Linked DNA regions of Homo sapiens: all the other regions are linked to region 2. A link is a loop called in an ENCODE intact Hi-C map of the cell type or tissue named here. Cell type or tissue: PC-9. All regions are shown on one strand. Each heading gives the region's core, and the rest is flanking DNA. Links, peaks and the distances in the headings are about the cores only.

Region 1 (5,497 bases), core at 220-5,219, 88 kb after region 2:
AGCATTAGGTGAGCATGAATGGGATGACACCAACATTCTAAGGATGCCAGAGAAATCTCGAGGAGCCTGTGTCCCTCATAGCATTTGTTCAATCTGGAACTGCATGGGGAAAATAAATCATTATTTGTTTAAGCCAGTATTAATTAGGTTGCCTATTATTGCAGCCAAACACATTCCTAACTCCAACAGGAACACTTGTAGAATGAAGCTCCAATCAACAACATGGCACAGAAAATTTCCTGCATACTGGAAAAAAAAAAATGAGTCTTGTTTGAGCTATAAATAATCATTGTACTCTTACCTATTGCGATAGACCCTGTATGAGATCCACTGGACACTCTTTAACAGCTGGTGTGCCCCTCTCCCAGGTGCTGCAAATGGTGCCATTAGCGGCTTACCTGAGTAAACTTTGCCAGAGAATTGTACTTGACTAAAGAGAATAGCTGGCCATGAGATGCCTAGAAGTTTACGTGACCAAGGGAGGAGGCAGATAGTGGCAAATAACTAATAAGTGATATAAGAATAAATAAATTAAAAAGCCCAGCAGGGCACAATGGCTCATGCTTGGAATCCTAGCACTTTGGGAGGCTGAGGTGGGAGGATTATTTGAGTTTAGAAGTTCAAGACCAGCTTAAGCAACATAGCAAGATCTTGTTTCTACTAAAAATCAAAAAAAAATTAGCCAGGCATGGTGGTAGGCATCTGTAGTACCAACTACTCAAGAGGCTAAGCTGGGAGGCTAGCTTGAGGTGAGCAGATCAAGGCTGCAGTGAGCTATGATTACACCACTGCACTCCAACCTGGGCAACAAGCAAGACTGTCTCAAAAAAAAAAAATTAAGAGTCCAACCGCTTCTCCATGGCACCATGCATGCTCCAGAGCCCGCATGGATAAAAGCCAACCTGGACTACTGTAGCCTTGCTTGATTCTTTGCCTTCCAGTCCTGCTTTCCTCACTCCCAAACAGGTAGTTCCTGAAGAGTATTCCCTCAAAGAGGGAAGGAGAAAAGAAGAGAAATTTGAGAAAGCAGTTTATAGACATCACCATGGCTGTTCACTCAGGAAGATAAATTAGGGGAAGGAGATATTCAAATGCAGGAACCTGAAAGGAAATATCCATGCTGTAGAAAATCACATGTACCCAAATCTCTGCCTCAGGTTCTGCTTCTAGAGACCCCAAACAAGATACTTACCTACAAATTGCCCATTTTAAGAATATTTTCTTCTGAAGGGAAGAATAGGGATACCAATGCCAACACCGCAATCTGGAATCTCAAGCTGTTCACTGCGTTAAGATTGCTCTCAGTCCCACTGGAGATGCCTTTGTCTTCCTGCATGTTGTTGCTGTATATCAGTTGGATGTTTCTAAGAGGCCACATGGTCTAGAAGCATTAGTAGAAAACTTGGAGGCTGACATTGATGGATTTCCAACACCATCGAAGTTTATCAGGGATCTCAGAACAGAGCTAAGGGATTTTGAGAGTAGGTTTCATTCTGTGAGCAAACATGATAGGAAAAGAGATATTTGCCTGATGTATGGGAAAAGGTATCTCTTTTGGTCCCCAGATTTCACCTGTGTGAAGTACCAAAAGATATGGAAAATTTCAGAGGACTCCAGGAAGTGTAAATGTGGAGAAAATTCAGTGTAAGTCTTTAGATATTAAAGTATTAAAAGAGGTCCACATTCTATTATGAATAAATGGCCCATCAAGAGCAAGCAATTGTAAGAAAAATAAAGCCTTGGTAAATGGTGTGTAACAAATAGTCCACTTCTTCAATTGCACATGACAAGGGCCATTTTATAAAAATCAAACATAGATGTGGGTAGTATAAATATTAATTTTCAAAATGTCAGAAAATGACTAACAGAAAACAGAAAAATAGGGAAGTAAGGTTGTAGAGGAAAGAATGTGAATGAAGGAAATTTTTTTAACTTTTATTTTAAGTTCAGGGGTACATGTGCAGGTTTGTTATATAGGTAAACTTGTGTAAAAATAAACAAGATAGAAAACAATACCTATATTTTAGCTAATCAGAATAGGAATTACAGAAAGCAGGTTGTAGATGTCACCATGACCATCCATTCAGGACGATAAATTAGGGGAAGGAGATATTCAAGTGCAGGAACCTGAAAGGAAATGTTCCTGTCCTAGAAAGCAGAGACTCATCACAAAGTGAAGCAGGGGAGAAGCTCGTAGACATGATTCTTTTCAGTGTCCTGAAAGTAGTAAGAAGAGAAATACACCTCGTCTTTGAAGTCAACAAAGCTGAACTCTGTGTACTGCAATTTTTCTGTGTACCTGCAATTTGTGAAACCAAAATAATTATATTTTCAAAATAATTTTAACTCTGACATTTCTCATCCTGTAGCTAATCAGTATAATATTGTGGTTAAAAACACAAATCCTGGATTAGACTGCCTGAGACAAATTCAAGTTCTGCTACTAATTTGTTGTTTGAAGTAAAGTCATTTAAACTCTTCTAATTCAGTTTCATCATCTATAAATGAGAATATTATTAATACCCGTCTCATGAGGCATATTGGCAGGTTGAAATGAATTAATACACATCAAGTATTTAGAACGGTATCTGCCTCATGGGAAGTGCTCAGTTACATATTAGGCATTAGTATCACATGTGACATAACTCCACCAGGTAGTAGAGTACACAACAGGATCAAAGAACTAAGCTTTGGTTCTAGGGCTGGCAGTTAAGAAACGCAAGACCTTGTTCTCTCAAGTGGTGGCAGGGAAGGTAAACAGGTTTCTGTGAGCAGCCTTTGAAGTTTGCCATGGATTGACTCATGAGGTATTAATTTTTTTGAGCCGTGACTCATGGTTAGCTCAGTTGGTTCACTGTACTTATATAGCCTGGGCTCTGGTCTGATCTTCTTATGAGTTTTCTCCCCCACCACTTCTCTGGGGTCACAGACTGTATCCAATTCCTGATAAGCTACTGTGCACATAGCTATACTTAGTCTAAGGAAATTGAGTCAATAACCATCACTACTTGAAGAAAAATTCAGAAAGCCATCAGTCTCCAGTTATTTACCCGGCAAATGAAACTCACATTTACTTAGGCCCCTGTTAAGTAACAGGCACATAGCAAGAATCAGACATGGCATTTCATGAATACAAGCATATTTAATCATCATATCAACCCTATCATGCCATGAGCCCCATTTTACATTTTAATGTCCTTCCTAACTGTAAACATAAACACATGGTCACATTAGTAAAACTGACACAGTGACACTTCTGCTTCATTCTTTTAGTTAAAACCCAGATTCAAAGGAAGAAGACTACACAAGCACATGAATACTTACTCCACTTATTTAGGGGGTGAGATACATTGGAGTAACAGACCCTGTCTCTGCGGGGCTTAGTTCAAATTCCCCAGACAATCAAGTTCATCCCAGTCCATCCAACCAGTTGTAGCCAGAGAGGAAGAGTCATATAAGACGAACATGGCCTCAAAAGCCATTCTTTCATTTAGAGCTATGTGGTGGAGAGAACAATTCTTAGAAACAAAGAACGTTAAGTCCTGCAGTTTTGTTCTTAAGATTGCCTTCGATATGGTATTAGTTTTCTACTGATCCTGTAACCATGTACCACAAACTTAACAGCTTAAAACAACACAAATTTATTGTCTCACAGTTCTGTTAATCAGAGGTCTAGATGGGCTCAACTAGTTCCTCTGCTTTGGGTCTCACGAGGCCAAAACTATAATATCAGACAGTCTGGGTATTTATTTGTAGTCCCTTAGGGATAATCTCCTTTCAAGTTCATTCAGGTTTTTGAATGAATTCAGTTCTTTGCAGCTGTAAGACTGAGTTCTCCACTTACTTACTGGCTGTTATCTGGGAGCCTCTAACAGCTATAAGCCCACCTGCAGTCCTTGTCATGCTGCCCTCTCTATCTTCAAACCACCAGCAATGGTTTGAAGATGAGTCCTTCACATACTTCAAACTTCTCTGGCTTCCTTGCTGCATCTCTTCTGTATTCAGTCTAAGAAAGTGCTCTGCTTTTTAGGGCTCACATGATTAGATTGGGACTATTCAGGTAATTCAGGATAATCTTCATATTTTAAACTCCATAACCTTAATTACACCTGCAAAGTCCTTTTGCTATGGATCATAACTATTCACAGGTTCCATAAATTAAGATGTGACCATTTTGGAGGGATCATTTCTCCCTACTGCAGCTCTTCTAGGTCTCTTGCATTTCCATACACATTTTATAATCAGCTTATCAATTGCCACAAAAACATTTCTAAGGTAATTTTGATTGTAATTGCATTAAACCTACAGATTAATTTGGTAAGAATTGACACCTTAACAATATTGAGTCTTCCAATCCATGAATGTAGTATATCCTTCCACTTATTTAGGTCTTTTTAAATTTATCTCTGAAATGCTTGTAAAGATATTTAATACTTTTTGTTGCCCTTATAAATGTAATCTTTTTCATTTCTTTCTTTTTTTTTTTTTTTTTTTTTTTTTTTTTTTTTTTTTGACAGAGTCTCACTCTTGTTTCCCAGGCTGGAGTGCAATGGCTCCATCTCGGCTTATGGCAACCTCTGCCTCCCAGGTTCAAGCGATTCTCCTGCCTCAGCCTCCCAGTTAGCTGGGATTACAGGCATGTGAAATGGCGCCTTTTTATTTTTTTAAAATTTTGTTGGTAACACACTTTTTATTAGGCATGATGTATCATCAAAATTTAGCACAGTACTTGGCAAATCCTAGGTACTCAACAAATGTTTGTTGAATGAATGAATTGCACTTTATCTAAACTCCTTTTATGAACTTTGACATTTAATACTTTTTCTTACAGCTATTTGTGTACAAGTCTTGGTTTCTTTTGAGATGGTGAGCATTGTAGGGTAGGGATATTTTGGAGTCAGCTGTCTACATCAAGTTTCTAGCATCAGGTTTGATATGTTATAGAACCCATTAAAGCGTCCAAATATGCTATAACTAGTGGCATGAAATATCTGGACTGGTGAAGTATATTCTCAAACTCCTTGCTAACTTATATTCATAGAAACTTACGTTGCATGAGGTATTATCGATGAATTATTTCATAAAACATATGTATTCCACATATTCTCTAGTGTCTGGGGTCTGGACTCCAGACCCTCTAAATTATATCATTGGGTTAAGTCAGAAAGTTGTATACCTAGTCATTAAGCTTTGTAATCCTGGGAGAATTCATTTTTCTGAATTATATTTGGCATTACGTCACTGGGCTGTATTGAAGCACATCCCAGAAAACAGTGTTGTGAAATTCAGTTTGTGCTGACTGTTGAGATAATGTTGAGAACATACTGCTCTACATCATAAGTTATCTTTTTTTTTTTTTCTTATTTTTTGAGATGGGGTCTCACTCTGTTGCCCAGGCCAGAGTGCAGTGGCACAACCTAGGCTCACTGCAACCTTCGCCCCCTGGGTTCAAGCAATTCTCATATCTCAGCCTCCCGAGTAGCTGGGATTACAGGCA
Region 2 (5,497 bases), core at 222-5,221:
TTAACATTTAAATCAGTGGACTTTGAGTAAAGCAGACTGCCCTCCATAATGTGGGTGGGTCTCATCAAATCAGCTGAAGGCTTGAACAGAACAAGAAAACGACATTCCCAGGGCAGGAAGAAATTCTGCCAGTAGATTGCCTTTGGACTTGAATGGCAACTTCAGCTCTTTTCTGAGTCTCCAGCCTGCTAGTCTACCCTGGATCTTTTGGAGTTGCCAGTCTATAATCAGGTGAGCCAATTCCTTACACTCCGTCATTCATAGAGAGAGAGAGAGAGAGAGAGAGAGAGAGAGAGAGAGATAGATAGACAGACAGACAGACAGACAGACACATAAATACACACACACACACACACATACATCCTATTGGTTCTGTTTCTCTGGAGAACCCTGACTAATAAAATGGGCAATTAGAAAATAGCTGTATTCTTTTCCTCAACCCTGCACATTCAAACTACTCCAAGGGTCTGATTCATCCTGTACCTTGGGGTAAACTTGGGTGAACCCCTGGATATTTGTGCAAATATTTATTTTCACATAATAAAAAATTATCTGATTACTTCCTCTTTATTTTCACATAATAAAAAATTCTCTGATTACAATCACAAAACAGGCTAACTTCCATTTTGTGTTGACTCCCCTATAATAAAAAAAACTCCAAATGTCACCTAAAACTCCAGTTCCTCTCCTCCTTCCAGGCCTGCTGCAGTGTGTGGGGGCTGTGGGTGGCTTTGTCTCTGTCTTCCTGGTCTAGCTCTTCTAACCTCCTCCCCCACTCCCGGGGGGGACCCCCTGCTCCTCCAGGTGTGGTATGGCAGGGAGAGCAAGGAGAGGTCAGGTGCAGGAAAAATGTTACCTGAGAGGCCCTGACATTATAGGGGCCTCAGTTTCTACTCCATGGCAGCTATTTAAGATGATTTTTCTCGTAGGTAAGTTCATGGATTCTTCAGAGACACCACTACCCCTACCCCAGACCATCACTGGGATTTTTTTACCTGTTTTTTTCCTTAATAAGGACAGTGTCACCTCCTCCCAGCCTCCTACGGTTCCCCTGGCTTCCAGCAGGCCACTCCACGCAGACTCTCTCTTCCCACCAGCCCTCTTCCCAGGTAACCTTTAATTTGGTTCCCTCTCCCATGTGTCCTGAATAAGCAGAAGACAGAGCTGATTCATTCCCTTAGAGAGTGAACCAGTGTTAGTCTCTCCCCTTTGGGTTTCTGCAGTTGAGGTTCTGAAGGAAGGACACATATTTCTAGGCACTGTCTCTTGGGTGGTTCTCAGACAGGGTTTGCACCTCCTTTGCAGGTCCTGCTTAGGTAGCATGGCTAGCCCTCCACTCTGGAATGCCAGAGTAGGTGGCTCCTAGCTGCCTTATTTTTACATACTTTGGTACAGCCTCCAGACACAAGAAGGTAATCTGTTTTACAGGTGTCAAAAGTTAAGTCTCAGAAAAATTAACTAAATTTTTTAAGATCACACCACCAGTCTATGGCAGAACTGTCCCTCTCCAGCTCAAGCTCTTGGCATCCTATTACAGCTATCTAAATAAAAAAGGCTTTTAAAGAGAATTGGCGGTAAAACAGACCCCCATTCCCTCCCAAGGCATTCCCTTAGTTCATTGCTCCAAAGTATGGCGGTCATGGTGTGTTCTCTTCCTCACCACATAGTCAACCCCGACTTGGGGACGGGCTAGGTGGAGCCCTGGGCCAGCCGATCTCCAGCACAGACCAGACCCCTAAGGCCTAAACTGTCCCTGCTTATCTCAGAATGGGGGATTACATATTCTACACGCCTGGTTCTCCTGACAGATGTGAGGAAAGCACACCGTAAGCACTGAACATCAGTACGTGTCTATAAAAGTCATTATAAACATCACGAGGCATGAGAGAAAAAGCATCTCTATTTACAGTGTAGGAAAGAGGAAAGAACAAAAACAACAACAACAAACCCTTCCAAGAATTTGCTTAATCACACTTCTGTATGGGAGGAAAACATTACCTGTAAATCTTTCCTGTGTGGTTGATAGGAGCTGATGGATCTTCCCTTGCAGATGGATGTTTATAACTCCCTCTTGGCTGCAAGACAGAGCAGGGCCTTGCATTCCTGTGCCTGCCCGCTGGGAAGCACATCAAAGCAGCTTTGTTTAAACTGGGACACACCCGCCCGACAGACCCTACGCCTTGCCCTTTTGGATCTTCTTACTTTTTTGGTGGAATCTGCAGTAAGCTCTGTGGCTGACCCCAGAGGTCACCCCACAAGCACTTTCCTGTTTGAAACTTGTTCCACCGGCCGCATTTCCACCGGCTCTGAGTCATTATCCTCCAGCCCTGACATCTACACTCCCATTAGATGAAAGGGCCTTACTATCTTCTACCATCCTGAACACAAAGGCAGCAGGGCTTTTTGTTGTTGTTTAGATTTGCTTCCCGTTTTTAAAAATAAAAACCTATGTTGCACATTTTTCTTACTATAAAAGCAATACATGTTTGTCATAAAAATATTCAAACAGCACAGAGAGGCAGAATGGAAAAATAAAAAGTGCCCTTTATTACAACAAACAAAGAGTAAGCACGTGCCAGCATGTTGGAATACATCTTTCTAGACTTTTTTCTCTGCAGAGATCTATCTGTTTAGGGTTGCAAAAGGAGATCACACTGAACATCCTAGTAATAAACTTGCTTTTTTCATTTGCCACTACGTTGAGAACGATTTTCCATGTCATTAAATATCTGCAAGATTTTTTTTTTCTATTTTGTAATATGAACAAAATTTGGTAGTTTTGCCTGAATAAAAGCAATTTTCCCTTAAAATATTATACCCTTTGCTCCAGCCATTGTTCTTCTGGAGGCCTTGCAGGAATCCCATGGGTCAATCAGAAGAGTGCACACTTGATTCTTTCCATTTGAAAACCAGGGACATGGCTAACATTTTCTCTAAACAGCTCCTTCCTAAGAGTTATGACTGTAACTGGTTTGGAGAGCTTCTTAACACTCCAACACAAATATGTTCCCATCTCTTTAATGTCTTCACGTCAAATTAGAAGAGGCCCAAGCCCTCGTCGCCAGGCCCCCTGCCTACCCCTACTACCATACAGGAAATGAAGCATGTTATCATCCCTCTTGGGAAACTGCCTCTCTGTGAACTCTACAAAACATGAGCCTTGAGGTCACAAACCTTAGAAGAAAAGGGTCAGCCCACCTCCCCCACTGACACCGAGAGCACTGGAGTCTTCCCTGCCAACTCCTGCCTCTGCTGTCTCTGCTTCTCACAGTGGGCTTTTGGTGTTTCAGGACCAACAGACTGTAAAGACCAAAGGAAAACTTCTCCTTCTCCCTTTGAAGATTTGCTGAAAAGAGGAAGATTAATAGGAGAAAAGGCATACAAATGTATTTGATGATAGTTTCACGTGACACAGGAGCCTTCAGAATGAAGACCCAAAGATACAGAAGAAATGGTCCATTTTTACACTGAGGTTTAACGAAATATGGACAGCCGTGTCGAAATATGACTGGACAAAAAGGGTGTGATCTAATGCTAAGAACCCGAGAAGGAAACCTAGCAAGGCCTGTCTGTCTAGATTCTTCTTGGCCTCTCTGAGCATGTGGGTTTTGTTTTGTTTTGTTTTGTTTTGTTTTGTTTTGTTTTGTTTTGTTCCAATCTGGGTATGGGGCAGGACCTTCTAGAATGGAGGTCTTATGGCCTACAGTCAAACAAGACAGGTCAGATCATTTTTTTTTATGGCCAGTTTTTACACAGAAAGGCAAAGGGAAAGTTAGAGTGATATTTTTAGATTTTACGGCTGGACTTGGAGTAAAGGGGTTCTGGCTTCTATGACCCACGTTGGGGAAGAGGGATTCTAGTTTCTATGGCAGCCTCAGGGGAGAATGGGACTGAGAGACAGGAGAAAGTCAGAGGAAAACTTTTGCTTCTGAGGTTGCTTCTGAGCCCATGATTTGGAGTAGTGTTTTCTGAGTCAGAACAAGACACTGCTGGCTATTGGTGGTGAAGCCCAGCCCAGGTATGGTCCAGCTCCAAGTACAGCAGCCACCATCCTGTGGAGAACGATGCCTCCACTCTCTCCACCGCCACCCCAGCACCAGCTGCCCTTGGCTTGTTGTCCAAGTCCTCAGCCCCTCCACTCCTATAGAAAGCCATTTCTTCCATGGCTTCAGCCAGGGGAACCAAATCAGAAATGAGTTCAGGAGCTCATCACTTGTTGACCAGAATCATTATTTATTCCATTTTCTTCCCCCAAGCATTCGTAGCCACACACCTGGAATTCATCATCTCCATTTCAGCACAGAAGTACAAAAGATTTACTCCATTCCTTTTCTGCTCAATAAGGACACCTGGGGAGTAATTGAAGGATTCAGACCCTGAAAACAAAGAATGCCACAGGCAGCTTTGCCTCTTTGACCCTGAAATATGAACAGTTACTGGCTTTCTGCTTTCTAAACAATCGAGAATGCTGACACCTAAGGAGAGACCAGACTCTCCAAGAGTCAGTCTGGGGAAAAAAAGGATCTTAACTCATGATAAGGCAGAAATCATTCCTCTACCTCAACTTATATGCTCAAAACACAAGCAAGGAAATAGCTTAATGTTTCTTGCTAAAGAAGTAAAAAACAAAATCCTTGCTAAATGTTAAGTGGGTTACCTTGCTATATAACAAAAATTAATCTTCAAGAGACCACTCCCTTTATTTTTAAATAAGCAATTACTGACTGTTTTTAAAGAAACAATCTGATGCCCTAAAAAGTCCCCAAGTTTGCAGTCAGAGAAACTAAAGTTTTCTTTTTCTACCACTAATCATCCATGTGACCTAGGGCAAAGTGTTCAAACTCTCTGAAACTCAATTTCCCTCTCTGCCTAAAACTGGACTTGCTCCTGGACCCTTAATACCCAAAGTCCACTAATCAAGAGGCCCTGCTTCTCCAGATGGTGCTTAAAAGTTCACTACCAATATTTGCCAGGGCAACTTATTTTTCTTTGCATTTTTATTCTATAATTGTCAGGGGAAAAACATGAAAACAATACAAATACTATAATCTACCAATTGTATGACTTTGAGCAAGCCGTTTAGCCTCTGAAATTCACTTTCCTCATTCATAATAATTACCAACACAGATTAGATAGAGCAGGCACTGGTCTAAATGTTTATGTCTATTAACTCATTTAAAGTTAAAAACTGCAACCGTATAAGGTAGGTGCTATTATTATCACTTTTACAGGTAAAGAAACTGGACAAAACAGGTAAAGTGGGTTTTCCAAGGTCACACAGCTAAGAGCCGCAGAGCTAATGTTCAAATCCAGACACTTTGGCTCCAGAGTCCACATTCTTAAACGTATGCCACATCACCTCTGACTTTGAGAATATGGAATGATGAGTTAGGCTTACCTCATAGGATTGTTGAAAGGATTCATTGTATACAAAGCATAATACCTGACACATACTATCTCCTCAATACATCAGAGTCAATATTACTACATTATTATT
Region 3 (5,497 bases), core at 283-5,282, 120 kb before region 2:
TGTGAAATTCTCAAAGTGACTAAAGGTAACCTAGGCTGGCTGAAGCTGAAACATGAAAACCAGAAAGAAAAAAAAATTCAGGTTAATTGTTTCCATATACCTGACTGCCTAAGTAAGCAACATCTTACTAAACAAAACATAGGAAGGCATCCAACCTATTGAGAGCAAAATGATCCTTACCAAACCTGTTCAAGTTCTTCAAAGAAAGACTGGAGGATGGGTGCGATCACAAGACCAAGACTGGGGAAAACAGGACCTTTCTATGGGGGTAAATAAAATCTTAAGAGTAGGATGTGATCTCTCTATTCATAGGTACAATGTCGGAATGTGTTTGCAGAATATATTGGGGTTAAAATAAGTGTTTGTTGTCACCTATTTTATTACTTCTAATTTAGTATATTTACACATATACTCACACATATACCTGATTTTGCCTACATGCATAACTTTGATTTTTTTTTTTTTAACTGCAGTGTCATTTTCTCCTTTATCTCAATAGTTTGCTTCACCCTATCTCCAAAGTGGCACTCTAGCTGGCCCTACCCTCTTTCCCAAGTAACTTATGCTAACAACTTTTTTTTTTGTCTTTCATGCTTTCCTCCTTATTTATATAATTTACGCACACATGCATGTACATACACACAGATGCACACCACTTCTTTGTCATTATTTACTTTATAAAAAAGATTATATTACACATTCTTTTTTGCCTCTAGCATTTATTGAAAACAGTACCTTGTGCTAATTCTTCAAAATCATCTTGAATAGCTCTAATTTGTCTTTTTTAATGTCTACATAAGATTTCATGGTATAAGTATATACCATAATTTATTCCGCTATCTCACTATTGATGAACATCCATATATCTTCCATTTTTTGCCACAATGTAGCAAAAACACATTTTTGCATATGTTTTATGTATCAGTGTTTGTGTTTCTGCAGGATAGATTTCTACAATTGGTAATTGTTGGGTCCAAGGAAATATATATTTTGTAGTCTTAATGGAAACTACCATATTGCTTTTTGAAAAGGCAGAAACACCTCATATTTTTACGAGCAATGCATGAAACTCCCCTTTTCTCCACATGCCCTCAATGAATATTTAAATCAGTTAATTTTGATTTATATTATTTTTCTTATCAGTCTTGGGATAATTTTCTCCTTTACCACAAAGTGGTGTCATGGAAGAAGACATGGGCAGAGAGAGATTCAAAAGGAAAAGTCATGGTGTCAGACAGTCTCCCATATGGAGCTTGGGGAACATTTATTCAGCAAATACTTTTTCAGACATTTACCATGCATGCAAGAACTGTACAATGCACTGGCCAAATTTTAAAATACATGCATATGCCCTTTAGAAGTATAGAGTCCACATGGGAATACATTATATAATAAATTATAATGTGCTTGTTCTATTTAGGAAGGCCTGGAATCTGCTTCCTGTTCACATATGACTTTCGGAAACCTCAGATTCCTCTTCTATAAAATGGTTTTGATGTTCCTATCTATACTTTGGGATTATTCTGCAAATTATATGGGGAGATGCATGTAAACCACTTATCACAGTATATGGGATAGAGCATGCATTCAATAAATAGTAGGTGGTATTATTAGTAGTAGCAGTAAAAGTTTATGTATGAGTGTAAGAAGAGTAGACAGGTAGGTTGGGGCCAGAATGGGGAAGACCTTGAAGGTCAGGTTGAGAAATTTCATCTTTAAACTATGGGCTCTCCAAAATAGAGTGATATGATGAAAAAGATGTTCTAGGAAGATTCCTGGGTCAGTCATTACTCAGTAGATAAATTAGGGAATAGAAGGGGCTAGCCGCAAAAAGACTGGATAGGAGGTTTATCAGTTAGATACTTCTAGAAATGGGGTGATATTTGAAATATTTTTTAAATGGCACAGCACTGGCACTGGGCAATTAAAACACGTGACTGAGTCTTCAAAGTGGTTGCTGGCTGTAAACAACACATTGCTAGCCTAGCACATATAAGCCAAATAGCCCTCCTGCTTCTAAGTGAGAGAGCACCTTCCTGAAAATAGCTTAAATAATAGGGATTTGTTTCTGCACACAAAAGTAAATCTGGAGGAAGATGGTTCTAGAGGTGGTTAATTGTGCAACTTAACAGGAACTGTCAGGGCCCACTCATATCTCTCAGAACTCACCCTTCTGATGTACCCTGTCCCAAAGGATTCTGATGGCCAGCACTGGTGACTCTCTGTCTGCAGGATCTCTCTAGCCACAGGCATGTTCTCATCCCATGTGTAGGGCAGGCAGGAAGTGCTAAGGGAGAACACACCCTGGGAGCAGTGCTCAAACAACTCCTCATGAGAACTGGTAGATAAACACTCAGGTTTCCTCACCCCTTGGGTGGGACAACTCTGTTCTCAACAAGACTGGGGCTCAGTTGCCCACAGAAACCTATCATTAAACACATTCTATTGACCCCCCTTGTCTTTTCCCATCACTTCCCCATGTCCCAATTTCTGTTTCCTAAGATCACTCCCCAAATAAACTTCTTGAACTTAAATATTTTTCTCAGGGTTGGCTTCTCGGAAAGGCCAACCTAAGACAAAGTATGTAGATTTGCAGCTTGAAGTCTATCCAACAAGACAGAGGTTCCAGACATTCTTCTCATTCCATCAGAGAAGAAAATATTTCCCAGAAGGTCCATGACGTCCTCTCCCTTTGTATTATTGGTGACAAGAGGGTCACATGTCCATGCCTAACCACAAACTAATCACAAAGAGAAATGGGTTCACCACAATGCACTTGGACTTGACACATTAACAGTAAGTACTTAAACAAAATTGGAGTTTTGTTACAGAGGAAGAAAAAAGAATGGCTGCTGGGTAGGATTCAACAGTCTTGAATAGAAAAGCCTTCTCTAATAATTTGGGCGTGAGGCAATGAGAACATCTGCCATGGGGTTGGCAGTGAAAATCTTCATGTAAATCCTCGACGAGATTCATCATTCACTGAATTTGGAAACTTTCATCTTCGCTCAAGAAAAATGAAAAAGTTTTAGCATTCAACTTGTGATTAACCTACCATGAATCTGATCTGCATATTTCTCACATAAAATGGGCTTAATACATCTTAATTGCCCACAATAGGAATAACATTTTTCATAATGATTGGGTATTCACATTGCCCTTTCTCTTCATTTATCTGAGTGATCAGACATATGTCAGGAAAAGCCAGGAGTAGATTTGCCACACAGCAGCTCGTGACTACACTATCAAATCAGCCCTCTACACATCCACATTAAGACATATAACACAGGCATAGGACGGCTGCCTAAAAGTCATTTATTAATATCCAGACAGTCTGAATGGCTAAGACAGGTGATGATTGATAACTTAGGCCACAAAGGGTCTTCAGAGACAGAATTTAGAGTATATTCTCATTTTGTTTGAATGTCTAACGAAAAGACCAAAGTTGCCTTGTCAACCCTCTCATGACAGCCAGGAGCTACTTCAGGCAGGCCTTCTGACTCAGCCTGGGACCTTAGCTGCCATTTTGCTTGCTTAACTTTTCCTAAATCCCAGGCAACTGCACAGTTCACCAAGATTGTTTCCCATAAGTGAGACCCCTCTGAGGAGGTCATGAAGAAAGAATTCTCCCTGGGCCGGGCCTGTCAAACATTTCACTATTTCACTGCAGATGGGGGAAGGAAGAAGAGCGAGTGTTTGGGACACAGAACTGTCACCACAGTCATGTCAGCATGTACTTGAGCCCAGCTGCTAATGCTGCCAGTGGCATGTGAGAGGCACGAGGTGATGGAATTTGCCTTTAGCCGGTGCTCTTTTATCTTTGTTGGCATGGAAATAAATTGGTTTCACTTTTTTATTTCCTTCTTTGAAAGTTCTTTAAATTCTAACAAGCTAATGGAGTCAATCTCTTTTGCCACCCCAATCCAAGTTCATTAACACCCACTCTACATTTTCTCATAACCTCATGCCCCTTTTTAAGCTATGCAATCGTCTAGGTTTAGTTTGTTCTATAGGAGAACATACCCAAAGTTGTCTGGTAATTCCCAGTGGAGAGAAAGATTCAGTGAGTGATGTCAGGGAGTTCAGAGCCCTCCGGAGTTGGTCCGCTTGTTATTCTCGGCCTTGCTGCTCTCTGGGCCGAAAACCAGGAAGACAGGCCTTCAGTAGAAAGCCTCCTTTGGCCATCACTACTAGTGGGAGCTGCAGAAGTGGTGGGAGTGGCAGGAGAACTGGTAAACCCCATCCTTACAAACAAATGCTGAAGCTCCTCCACAGAGAAAAACAAACAAACAGCTGAAGCTTTCAGCTTCATCTCACTCAAGGGTCAGGCATTATATAAGAAAAGACTTGAAGGACCTGGAAGCTTTCTCTCAGTGTTGTATTTTCCCCACATTTTCTCATGATATTAATAGGAAAGCTCAATATAGCAGGTGTCTGTGGCCCTGAATGAAGGAAATGGAGGAAGGCAGAGCAGAAGGGCTGAGTCTTGTCCACTACCAGTTTCAGAAGCAACAGAAACCAAGGAATCATGTGAGTGGTGGCAGCTATAAGGAGAGAGCAAGTTAAACTGAAACTCTGGGGGTGTTTGTGGGAAGAAAATTCAAATGCAGGAAGATGTTCTTGGACTCGGTAGGTCTATGGAAGTAAGACCAAAGCTGTAACTCTAGGAAGCATTGTGTGCCAAGGAGCTGCATTAGTTTTTAACTCCAGACCTGAGCAGTCTAATATGGTACCCATTCACCACATGTGGCTGTTGAGCACTTGTAATGTGGCTTATTAGAACTGTAATACATACCACATTTTAAAGACTTCATACCAAAAAAAGGATATTAGATGCTCATGAGTTATTTTTATATTACATGTTGAAATAATAATTTCAATATATTGGGTTAAATAAAATATGTTATTAAAATTAATCTCACCTGTTTCTTTCTACCAATTTTTAAGGTGGCTCACATTACCTATCTATGGACACCATGGGTCCAGACAAAGAGATGCAGAATTTCAAAACTCTGGGTTTTGATAGGTTTGCCGTACTGAAATTGTGTCCTCCTCCGGACCCCTGAGCTTCATGCTTCCTTAAGAAGCACTGAAATGGGCCTCAGCAGAGCAGTGAGGTAGGAGAATTTTGTGACAATAAGCCTAGAAAACAAACATGGCTTTCAATTAATGTGTTAACTCTTCCTCTTGCTTTCAAAAAGAGCCAACTTTGGGAGATGCTGAGGCACAGGAAATAGGAAGCTGGAAAGAGGCGTCAGTTCCCTCCTCTGCCCCAAGTAGTTTTGCTCTGTTTTAGCTCCACTTTGTCATGAAAATTTGCATCTTCTGCCTGCTGACCCTGACACAGACCAGCAGCCTATTTAAATAATCATGCCACAGGATGGTACCCAGTATCCTCCCTTCTGCTTCGAGGCACCAAGCACAGAACCATTTTATTACTCACTGTCAGGAGGCAATTTAGACGTTCTGGAAACAAACTTTGTTCTATTTGCTCAAG

Evidence for each region. Peaks named below come from ENCODE experiments on the same cell type or tissue, not always from the same donor. Only the 100,000 strongest peaks of a DNase experiment are listed, where the experiment ranks them.
Region 1: a loop joins it to region 2, with 2.8 times the contacts of the local background. A loop is called at or near these places in 5 of 110 quality-filtered maps.
Region 3: a loop joins it to region 2, with 11 times the contacts of the local background. A loop is called at or near these places in 6 of 110 quality-filtered maps.

Annotation. Positions count from the first base shown.
Region 1 is chr3:31,374,523-31,380,019 of GRCh38, forward strand. No RefSeq gene overlaps it. Among named protein-coding and RNA genes, the nearest start is that of STT3B, 160 kb to the right of the region's middle. RefSeq lists an enhancer at 2,307-3,506. In PC-9, for the core only: no CTCF peak of the experiment used is centred there; a DNase peak (open chromatin) is centred at 2,769; H3K27ac peaks cover 1,428 bases.
Region 2 is chr3:31,286,669-31,292,165 of GRCh38, forward strand. No RefSeq gene overlaps it. Among named protein-coding and RNA genes, the nearest start is that of MIR466, 130 kb to the left of the region's middle. In PC-9, for the core only: no CTCF peak of the experiment used is centred there; DNase peaks (open chromatin) are centred at 2,213 and 3,623; H3K4me3 peaks cover 428 bases; H3K27ac peaks cover 2,743 bases.
Region 3 is chr3:31,168,811-31,174,307 of GRCh38, forward strand. No RefSeq gene overlaps it. Among named protein-coding and RNA genes, the nearest start is that of MIR466, 9.8 kb to the left of the region's middle. In PC-9, for the core only: no CTCF peak of the experiment used is centred there; a DNase peak (open chromatin) is centred at 2,671.